Linked DNA regions of Homo sapiens: region 1 is linked to region 2. A link is a contact called in ENCODE Hi-C or POLR2A ChIA-PET data. All regions are on one chromosome and are shown on one strand. Each heading gives the region's core, a stretch centred on a gene start or an enhancer-like site at or near the end of the contact. The rest is flanking DNA. Distances are from core to core; before and after follow the strand shown.

What was found. Hi-C counts contacts between places; a loop is a spot of excess contacts on that map. ChIA-PET counts read pairs that join two places held with the same protein, here RNA polymerase II (POLR2A). Pooled maps may share reads with other maps.
Region 1: a loop to region 2 is called in a map with no recorded cell type, with 5 times the contacts of the local background. The contact joins the promoter of MS4A1 here to the promoter of FAM111A in region 2. A Hi-C loop is called at or near these places in 1 of 37 single-sample maps with no recorded cell type and 5 of 50 pooled maps. POLR2A ChIA-PET finds 5 or more read pairs at or near these places in 1 of 52 experiments (OCI-LY7).

Annotation. Positions count from the first base shown.
Region 1 is chr11:60,453,680-60,458,797 of GRCh38, forward strand. It overlaps MS4A1 (membrane spanning 4-domains A1), which reads left to right and starts at 2,168. Exons shown (of 8, transcript NM_152866.3): 1 at 2,168-2,266. RefSeq lists an enhancer at 4,247-4,356.
Region 2 is chr11:59,139,341-59,144,384 of GRCh38, forward strand. It overlaps FAM111A (FAM111 trypsin like peptidase A), which reads left to right and starts at 3,516. Exons shown (of 6, transcript NM_001312909.2): 1 at 3,516-3,606; 2 at 3,743-3,964; 3 at 4,157-4,355. It overlaps FAM111A-DT (FAM111A divergent transcript), which reads right to left and starts at 3,468. Exons shown (of 4, transcript NR_110184.1): 1 at 3,275-3,468; 2 at 617-827. It also overlaps the pseudogene LOC100422399. RefSeq lists an enhancer at 3,284-3,733.

The DNA of each region.
Region 1 (5,118 bases), core at 918-3,417, 1.3 Mb after region 2:
AATCACCTGGGTGAAAGAAAAAGCCAAACAGAACCATTCCTTCTCAGCACTGCCAGGGACACAGCAATCACAAAAACTGACCCTGCCTTCAAGGGACAAGGAGACAATGGCTGATTAAGGCAAGGACACAAATAATTATGATGTAGCACACAGTTTTCATATAGAAGGCAATGATTAAAAAAATTGGAGTGCTGGGACGTGCAGAGAATAAAAAGGAAATTCACATCAGGAAAATACTAACTAAATAAAAGTTGGCATACTTTTATGTAGACTTTAAGATTGTCTTTTGGAAGCAAGGTCACTAGATAATGAAAATAGGCTTAATTCAAAGAGAAATATTTTAAATATGTTATCAACCTAATAAAATATTCTCAAACCTTGGGGGAAGAGTGATGGTGATACATCAAATAAGATGCTATTGACAAGTCCAAATTGTAGTGAGAATTTCAACACACTCAAGCACTAAAATGTTGATCATTCAAATGAGCAAAGACAAGGTAAATGTTTATGCATTCATACAAATTCAAATTCAAGTTTATTTGGGAAGAATCATACATAGAGCCACCTAAGTTATCTCATTGGCCACAAAGTAGCAAACAACCTGAGACTGACTGGGGAAATACAGGGCTCAAACAGAGAAAAGGATGCAAAAGACCAGGTTGTGCTGCCACAACTCAAGCCCCTTTGCTGCCATACATTTGCCAAGTCCTGACCCTGTTCCCATGCCAACTAAAATGAAGGCACATGCCTCTAACCACCCCACCATCCAGGACTCAAACCTCAGGTTTCACAATCATCCACAACTCAGACCCTAGGTAATTGTCCTCCCATCACCAATCACTCAAGCATTTCAGCAGATATGCATAGACCCTCAATTAGAATGTTAAATGGATGATGGATCTTCTGTTCCCACTCTCCTTCACTCTACAGCATCTCTGAGAGGTGACTGCATGACTTTACTTGAGTATTCTTGAAGAAGTAAATTCTCTATTGAAATGGTAGCCAGTTCCCCTAATGAACGGCTCCAACAATTTTTTTTTTTAGAGTGGCATCTTTTTAAATATCACACCACAATCAGCCTCCCCAGAACTACTTCTACCCAGTGGATCTAACCCTATGGTTCCAAACTATCTTAAATTTAAAAAGAGAGGCAGAAAGAGAAAGAGAGAAGAGATGAAAGAGAGAGACAGGAATGAACCTCGAATTAGGCAACAGAGCTGCCTGCCATATTTCATCCCTTTAGATTAAATAAACAAATAATTACCTAACTATAGCTCTGTGTCTCTAATAAAATGAAGCAATGAACAGGGAAATAAAAATGTAATTAAAAATCCCACATATGAACATAAAAGTTGAATATTGTAGGGGGAGAGAGAGGACATTATCTTTGGGCAAAACTTTGATTCACATCCCAAATATTTAGACTCTCCTGACACTACCAACTTCTTCCATTTCCCTACTTGATCTAGTACTGTGCTTGATGACCCTGCAGCTCCAGACTAGACTAAAAAGAGAGGGGACACAAGGGAACTTGACAGACAGAAGAAAAAGGTGGGTTCAGAGGTAAAAGTGCTATTTCAATTTATATTTCCAAATATGGAGGCTAATTCTTGCTTTGAGTGGCTGGGTACATGTACTATGGCACTAAAGTATAATTTTAGGCCATTTCTGCTAAATCTGACACAAGATATATACATGGTTCATAAGAAACTTAAGTGTGAGCCAATGAGGACAATATTTGGGGACCCCTAAGTATAGTGCTGCCAAGTGTACAGCCTCAGTGATTCTTGAATCTCTGCATGGATGCCTCCTGCCCACCTACTCAGCCCTAAAAGTGAAGCCAGAAGGTAAAAGTCAGTGCTAACGGCCCATCTTTGACCAACTTCTAGAATCTTTCTTGTCCTCAGGGACCTACCATCCACACCTGCTTATAGGGTGGGGGCTGCAGAAGTTCTTCTAATTAAGGTAGCATGAGCATGCCAGGCAGTCCCCTGGGGTCTTTTTCAAGAAGTGAAACCTGGTAAGGCAGAAACTTTTTTTGCACCTCCTTCAGCTATGGTAAGTGTTAAACCAAAGTAATTGGAGCGAAGCCCAAGGTAGCAGAAGCTACTGATTTCCTGTCACCTGATGTCTATCAGCGATTTCATCTTCAGGCCTGGACTACACCACTCACCCTCCCAGTGTGCTTGAGAAACAAACTGCACCCACTGAACTCCGCAGCTAGCATCCAAATCAGCCCTTGAGATTTGAGGCCTTGGAGACTCAGGTAAGGAATCAATTTGCTTTCTTTAAATGACTTAAAGGAGGTGATGGATAAGGTATAGAATGGTTTTGAAGACTGGAGGTTCTTGATCTTAATTCTAGAGTTTCCCTAGTCAGACTTCCTAATAGTTCTATGACTTAAGGAGGGGTGACGATATCAAGGCTTGCTGCCCACTCACTCCTCTAATCAGTCTCCCTCTCAACAATTACCCTATGCAGTCAACTGTGAATCATTCCACAAAAGTAGTAGATTGCAGCATATATATTAAATCATGGTTTCTAAACCATTGGGTTCAAACTGGAGCTCTACCACTAACAAACAATATAACCTTGGGCAAATTACTAAACCTCTAAAGCCTCAGCTTCCTCATCTATAAAATGGGGGCAATGGTACCCATTACATTAGGAAAATTGGAACTAAAATCCTGAATCCCTTAGGACTTCCCAATACCAAATGAGAAAATAATCAGTCATAGGCATAATGAAAAAAACTCCATTTGTCTTCCTGTAAATGCTTTTGTCTACATTAAATGTAAATATACCTAGAAGTATAGGTGGCTTTACAGGCTAACATTTTCTGGAGGGGATTTGTGGACACCAAGTTGAGCATGAAATCCTGCCTCAAATCTATCACATGGGAAACCAAGAGTAAGAGGGGGCGCTGCAGATGTGGGGGAGCTCTAATGAAGGAAAACAAGGATTAATTTTAATCATGCCATTACTGTTTTCTGAATCCAGTATATAAGTGATTCCCTTTCCCTGTTTCCCATAAAATGGCTTAATCTCACTGAGAATCCGGTGGAAAGAAATGTTTAATCCAGCATTGTGAGCATTTTTGTGTGTGTGTTTTGTTTGTTTGTTCATTTTTTAGTGGAGACAAGGTTTCTCCATGTTGGCCAGGCTGGTCTCGAGCTCCCGACCTCAGGGGATCCACCTGCCTCGGCTTCCCAAAGTGCTGGGATTACAGGTGTGAGCCACTGCACCTGGCCATTGTGAGCACTTGTTAAGCTTCCCTGAGGAAGTAGCTGAGTTTGATGTTCAGCTTAATGTAACTGAGCTCATAGTACATAGAAAACAGGTTCCCTATGCAAGTCTAGTAGGATACAGGATTCTCCGAAGAAAGTAGTTGATGTCTAGTAAGGAAAGCAAAGAGCTAGGAGCTCTGAAGAATTCCTTGCAATCAGGCAAGGAGAGCAGGAACGCCCTCAGGTGATGTGCATATCTAATGCAGAGTTTGATTGAAAGTAAAGAGGGAGGGAGAAGGAACACTTCAAAGTTGAGAAGATTCAGGAAAGAAGGTAGAGGACATGTATAGACCAGTGGCTCTGGTGGCGGTAGTGGGATATGAGCTTGGGAAGTCATACAGGGCTGAATTCCAAAGGCCTTGAGGGGTTAGATGAAGGGTTTCTCCAGCAGGTAATGACAGGCCAGCAAAGGAGTTCAGGCTCAGGAAGAGCATCACTCAAAACAGTGATCGGGAGCTTGATGTAGCAGCCTTGTGGACAATGGATTAGAAAAGAGAAAGACTGAAGGCAGAAAAGCATGAATGGAAATGAGAAACTCACAGGTGACTCTGGATATAGAAAAAAGACCCACATGCAAAATGTATTGCAGAGGTAGAAATGGCATGACTTGGCCACTGACTGACCAACAGCCAAGATGAAGATGGACTGAGAGATGATGGAGCTAAAGTGAAATGTGGTCCCAACTATCTAAGCCTGGGTGGCAGGAGAAACAAATAAAACAATCTGAGACACGAGGCCTGAGAAAAGACCACTGACTTCACAGCACAGTCCTCAAAGACCAGTTTCAGTCCACTGACTGGCGGAAACTAGTTGCCAAGCATTGAGAAGTGAGTGGGTGGAGAGGAGGTGGGGGAAGAGAGTGGGTAGCAAAGCTTTGAAGCAGCTGCGGTGAAGAAAAAGTGAGCCTGGGCAGTGGGCAAGGACATTGCTAGATTAAAAGAAGAGGACTTTGGGATTCAGGGACACTGAAGTACATTTTAGTCATAAAAGGAGTATTTAGCACCTTAACAAATGCAACTTATCTCATATTCTCAAAATGATACTTTGAAATGGGGAAGGTAACTATTACCTTAAACTTACAGAGAGACCACAAGAGGAGCAAGCAAGAGAGCTGGGACTAACTCTGTCTGCTACATATTGCCAGAAATTGGGAGACTGAAGGTGCAAAGAAGAAATAATTTCTTGGAAGGGCTAACAGCTTGGTTGGACTGAGATGGGCTGAAAAGCACAGAGGGAAGGGAAGTAAGAGCACTCTTCCTCGGAGATAGGTGCACAGGAGGCCAGAAGGGATAAAAATGCAAAACTATTTTGAGTGGAAGAGAATGAAGATGAGGTAACAACAGTGAGGCAGTTTTTAAACTTCTCAGTACATGATGGTACGAGTGGACTTAAAAGTCTATTCAAACCAAAACCCATAAAGGCTGTGAGATCTTATTCAGTGGATGGACATGAAAACAGGGGTGCCTTTAAAAATAAAAAAATATTTGCAGGAGTTAGTGTGAGTAATTAAATGCGGTACTGAGTGATCACCTGAGTCTCTATTTTAACATTCATGCTGATTTGGACACCAGCAAATGTAAAATCTTATTGTTATCATATTGCGGCTAATGTGGTCCATAACCCCTACTAATCTACCAACTAGTCTTTGAGCATAACTGTGCATTGGGCACTAAGTCATTGTGAACAATTTATTTTAATGATAAGGCAAAATTGCGAGAATCTCCAATCTCCGTAGGCGAGTTTTATGTATTTATGAATTCTCATGGAACGAAAGCTTTTCATTACAGTCAGCCCACAATGCCATAAATCGATTAATATATTTACCTCTCAT
Region 2 (5,044 bases), core at 2,266-4,765:
CCAGGGTATCATATTTAAGGGTGATAGTAAATACTCCAAACACACCAGCTGTCACAAAATAATTATGCCTATGTCTATTATTGTTATCTGTTTCTCATAAAATTAATCATAAATGATATGAATTATTGATTAAAATTAGTGTTTATAGACTATAAACCTATGAAAAGCCACAAGAGCAGTATTTTTACATATTTTTCAAGAATTCAGATAACAGTGTAACCTTTGATTATAATAACAGAATTCATTTCTGTAGCAGAATTACAAATACAGCAATTATAAATATAAATGATACTCCGTTAAGTCCATCCTGCTTTTAACTGTGCAACTATTTACAGCCAGAGGCAGGAATAAAAAAGGGTGTATACGTGTGGAAGAAAATTCACTCCATGCTGTTTTTGACCTTGCGTGTAAAAAATAATTCATTACTATCAAAAGAGGCATTTTCCCAAATAAAAACAAACAAGGAAACAAAAACACAGGAAAAAAAAAAAAACTACTTACTGACCGTGACTTAAGTGTGGAGGAAAAAACCCTTTGCAGCTAATGTTGGCAAAAGTGTGTCCCCCGTAGATTTAGTCTAAGAATTAAGAAACTGGCCGGGCGCGGTGGTTCATACCTGTAATCCTAGCACTTTGGGAGGCCAAGGTAGGCGGGCTGCCTGAGTTCAGGAGTTTGAGACCAGCCTGGGGAACATGGCGAAATCCTGTAGTCCCAGCTACTCAAGTGGCTGAGGCATGAGAATCGCTTGAACCTGGGAGATGGAGGTTTCAGTAAGCCAAGATCATGCCACTTCACTCCAGCCTGGGTGACACAGTGAGACTCTGTCTCTAAAAAAAAAGAAAAAAGAAAAAAGAAAAAAATAGCCTGTTTAATGAAGCATTGACAAGGAACCCAGGCTATGATTATAGAATAGGAGCTTCATAGTAATTGTAAGAACTCTGGTTCTTAGAAGACAAAAGTTAAATTTAATAAATAAGTTTAATGGCCAAAATATCTTTTTAAAACTTGTTTGTAGTCTTTAGAATGTGAATTTTATTTGGTTTAGATCTTACTAAGCTATATTTTGTAACTGAAATTAATACTTCATTTTTGCCTGAAATTAGTAGAAAAAACAATAGCTAAAGTTTGCTACAGATAAATAAATGTCAATATTAGACTTTTTTTCTTTTGAAAAGGTAGGGAACTTTAATTAGTAATATAAGTTAAGAAAATGACAAAGATGTCAGATAATGAAGAAAAAATGTGACAGTAATCTTTCATCCAAAAAAAGGTTATGTTCCTATTGTCTAAAGCCAAAATATATTTCATTGCAAATATATATAAAGTTTAAGAATTGTTATTTTAGGCCCTTTCCGCAATAAGCCAACACATAACTTATCATGCCATAAATGTTTTTAAAAGAAATATGATTAAAATTATACAAAACGACATAAAAATTTCAGAAAGAATATTGATAAATATCTTGGTACATAGTAGATTTAGTTGCACAGATATTAGGTGGTACAAGTTTTATATCTTCTATAATAATAACTTTTTATTATCTCCTTGTGCACTAATATTTCAATATGTCAAAGTCATTTGAATAACCTTTCTAGTAAATCTCAACTTCGTAGATTGAAAACTTTTTTAAAAGCTTTATTTAAGTTTAGTGGTACATGTGCAGGTCTGCTATATAGATAAACTCATGTCATGGGGGTTTGATGTACAGATTATTTCACCACCAAGGTATTAAGCCTAGTACCCATTAGTTGTTTTTCCCGATCCTCTCCCTTCTTCCATCCACCACCCTCCGATAGGCCCCAGCGTCTGTTGTTCCCCTCTGCGTGTCCATGTGTTCTCATCATTTAGCTCCCACGTATAAGTGATAATATGCAGTATTTGATTTCTGTTCCTGCATTAGTTTGCCAAGAATAATGGCCTCTAGCTCCATCCATGTCCCTGTACAGGACATGATCTCATTATTTTTTATGGCTGTGTAGTATTCAATGGTATACTGAGTTTTCTTTATCCAGCCTACCACTGATAGGCATTTAGGTTGATTCTTTGCTATTGTGAACAGCGCTGCAAGGAACATACGTGTTCGTGTGTCTTTATGAAAGAATGATTTATATTCCTTTGGGTACATACCCAGTCATGGGATTGCTGGGTTGAATGGTAGTTCTGTTTTTAAGTCTTTGAGGAATTGCCACACTGTTTTCCACAATGGTTGAACTAATTTACACTCCCACCTAGTATATAATCCTTCCTTTTGGAAACAAATTTTATCAGTATATTCAATTCTGAACACCCATGTTTTAGAAAATGTTAAGCCTATTGTCCTTTAATCACTATTTGCTTACACATTAAAATGTAAAACAGGCAAAAGAGAAAGAAGGAAGAAAGGAGGGAGGGAGGGAAGGAGAAAAGTGAGAAAGAAAGAAAGATAAAAGAAAAAAGAAAGAAGAAAGAAAGAAAGAGAAGAAATAAAGAGAAAAAAGAAAGGAAGAAAGGAAGGAAGGAATGAAGAAGAAAAGAAAAAAGAGAAAGAAAGAAGGAAAGAAAAAGAAAAAAAGAAAGAGAAAGAAAGAAAGAAAGAGAAAGAAAGAAAGAGAGAGAGAGAGAGAAAGAGAGAGAAAAGAAAATTTTCTCCAGATTAGAATTATTGGCTGCTATTGTTTGGATGCTGGGTACTAGCTGTGATTACCCTTTGTGAATGTAGGAATGCACAGATTCCAAAAGTGAGTCTCATAGAAAAAGTCAGCATTCAAATATGTTTTAAGGTTACTCTATCCAAACCCCAAAGAACCCACAGAAGATGAAGCAGTAATTTTAGCTTCTCTTGGTGTATTGTACATGCATTTAAGGCCAGTTCCTTCCTTCAAATTCCCATGTGTTTTGTAGTTACCAACACACCTTTCAACCCTATCTGTTTATATACATCATATAGTCCTCTGTCAATTGCATAAAAGTTGTCCCCTTTGTGACTGTAATCGCCTTTTCCAATACACATCTACTCAGAATGCAGGTCCTTAAACAGCAGGCTGCCTTGAAAACCCTCTCCAATCTTCTTCGATCATCAGCTTTGAGATGCATATTCCTAGAGCCCATATCATCTTCTTCATCACTATCATAAACGTCTCCACATATTGATGAACGTTTGGAGAATCGATTTATGACAAGGGAGTTTACTCTTCCTGCATCCGCGGCTTCTTCGTGATTTTGTCCTAGTCACCGGGCCTATCCCACCTGCTGGGGATGCCGCCCCCTCGGAAGTGCCTGAAATCTCCCCACTTACCCAACTAGCCTCAGCGCCTCCTGTGTGCTGCAGCAGATGGCGCGCTGCAGACCCCAGCCTGGTGCCTCCGCGACTCCTCCCCAACCATGATTTACAGGCGGGGACAGCCACATTCCTGCGCCCCAACTTCCACCTCCGCTTCCTGCGCGCGCGAGACTCAAGCTGCCACAGTGGCTCTGCCGCCAGCGTCCCAGCTCCTCCCACACCCGAGTTTTTATTTCCTGCTCCCTCTCCAGCCCGGCCCAGGCCAGCCTACCGGCGACTAGGATGCTTTCGCTTTCGCTCTCGCTTTCCAATACTCGGGACTGGGGAAACCGGGAGAATAGAAGCAGGCAAGGACCGCCGTGGGCACGGGGTCAGTGAGACAGGGTCCTGCTCGCGGCGTCAAGGAGGAGCGCTGTGGGTGGGTAGGGTAGGCGCGCCCCCTCGGCCTTGCCTTTCCAACCACTCTTTTTTGCACGCCAACAGGTGTCCCCAGCGCAGCCAATCGGCTTCCGAAGTAGGTGAGTTGCTGCCTGAAGAGAAAAGACAAACTCCAGTATCTTTCATTCCATTGGCCAGACGCGCCATTCCCCAAGTGAGTTCTGTTCTCCAACCAAAGTGCTGGATTCCAAGGGACTGGAAGGGAAAGTCCCTAAAAATCACGAGTTCAGGCGTCTGAGACTTGGTGGGAACGGACCTTCCTCTTAGGTGAGTTACTCTTTGGTTCTGGGGCTGACCTGGAGTTTTGCCAGGATTCATTGGCCGCAGCAGGATGCTGGTGGGGACAGGGTAAATAAAATCTGCACTCCTGCGGGCTTTTATTGTTGAAAGGGGCACTGACGCTCTCCCTGGAAACTTAAAAAGAACAGCCAAGTGAACGGATGTGTCTTTCTTTTGCAGTGCCCAAGCCTGTTCTAATTTTTAAAAACTGATGTCTATTAAGACCCAATGTTAACTTTATGAAAATGGTTCCTAAGGAGATTCACATCTCTGTGTCCGAATTCTGTGTGCAGCAAACATCATCTCAAGTGCGTTTTCCCAACTACGCTTCTTTCCAGGATAAAATACTCTAAGTGACAAATGTTGAGTACATTATCAGGTATGTTCACTATTGTGAGAACTGAAGCCATCTACACTCACATAGCTTGCCAACTACATTAACCTGACTTCTTATTCCATTATTTTCATCAACATACATTTACTATTTCAAGAAACTTTTGCCAGGGACCGGAAAGTTGCAAATATCTTTATTGCTTAATCCAGTATCTTCTTCAAAGATCCAACCACTCTTCAATGGAAAACATCAAAGAACAGTTTACATTCTAAGACTTTGAACCTTTACCTCAAAATCCTAGCCTTGTTTTATCTACCAATCCTAAACTTTTACCCGTAGCTGACTCAATTCTAACCAATTCCCCTCATTAAATATTAGACTTACAATGGGACTTCAAAATCTCAATACATATAGCCCAAACTTGCTCTTCCCTCTCTGAGACACCACTTAAATTCTGTCAAGTTATTGTTCTCCATTACCTAAGTGAGCAAGAAACTTAGCTTTGTCTTATCAACAGGTTGCTTTGATATTACTGGGAGCCAACATTTGACATTCTTGGAGGCTCCAGCAAGACCTAATCAACCTCCCAACCCTCAACTCAGAATCAGTGTGTGCCCTGAAGTCCCTTCAACCTTCTTGAGGCTCTCCCTGATCTCAAAGGTGGAGAAAGTAGATCTTGCATCAGGTTGAACTCCAGTTTCTTTTTGCTCAGTTTTTCAAGCGCTGAGTTTATT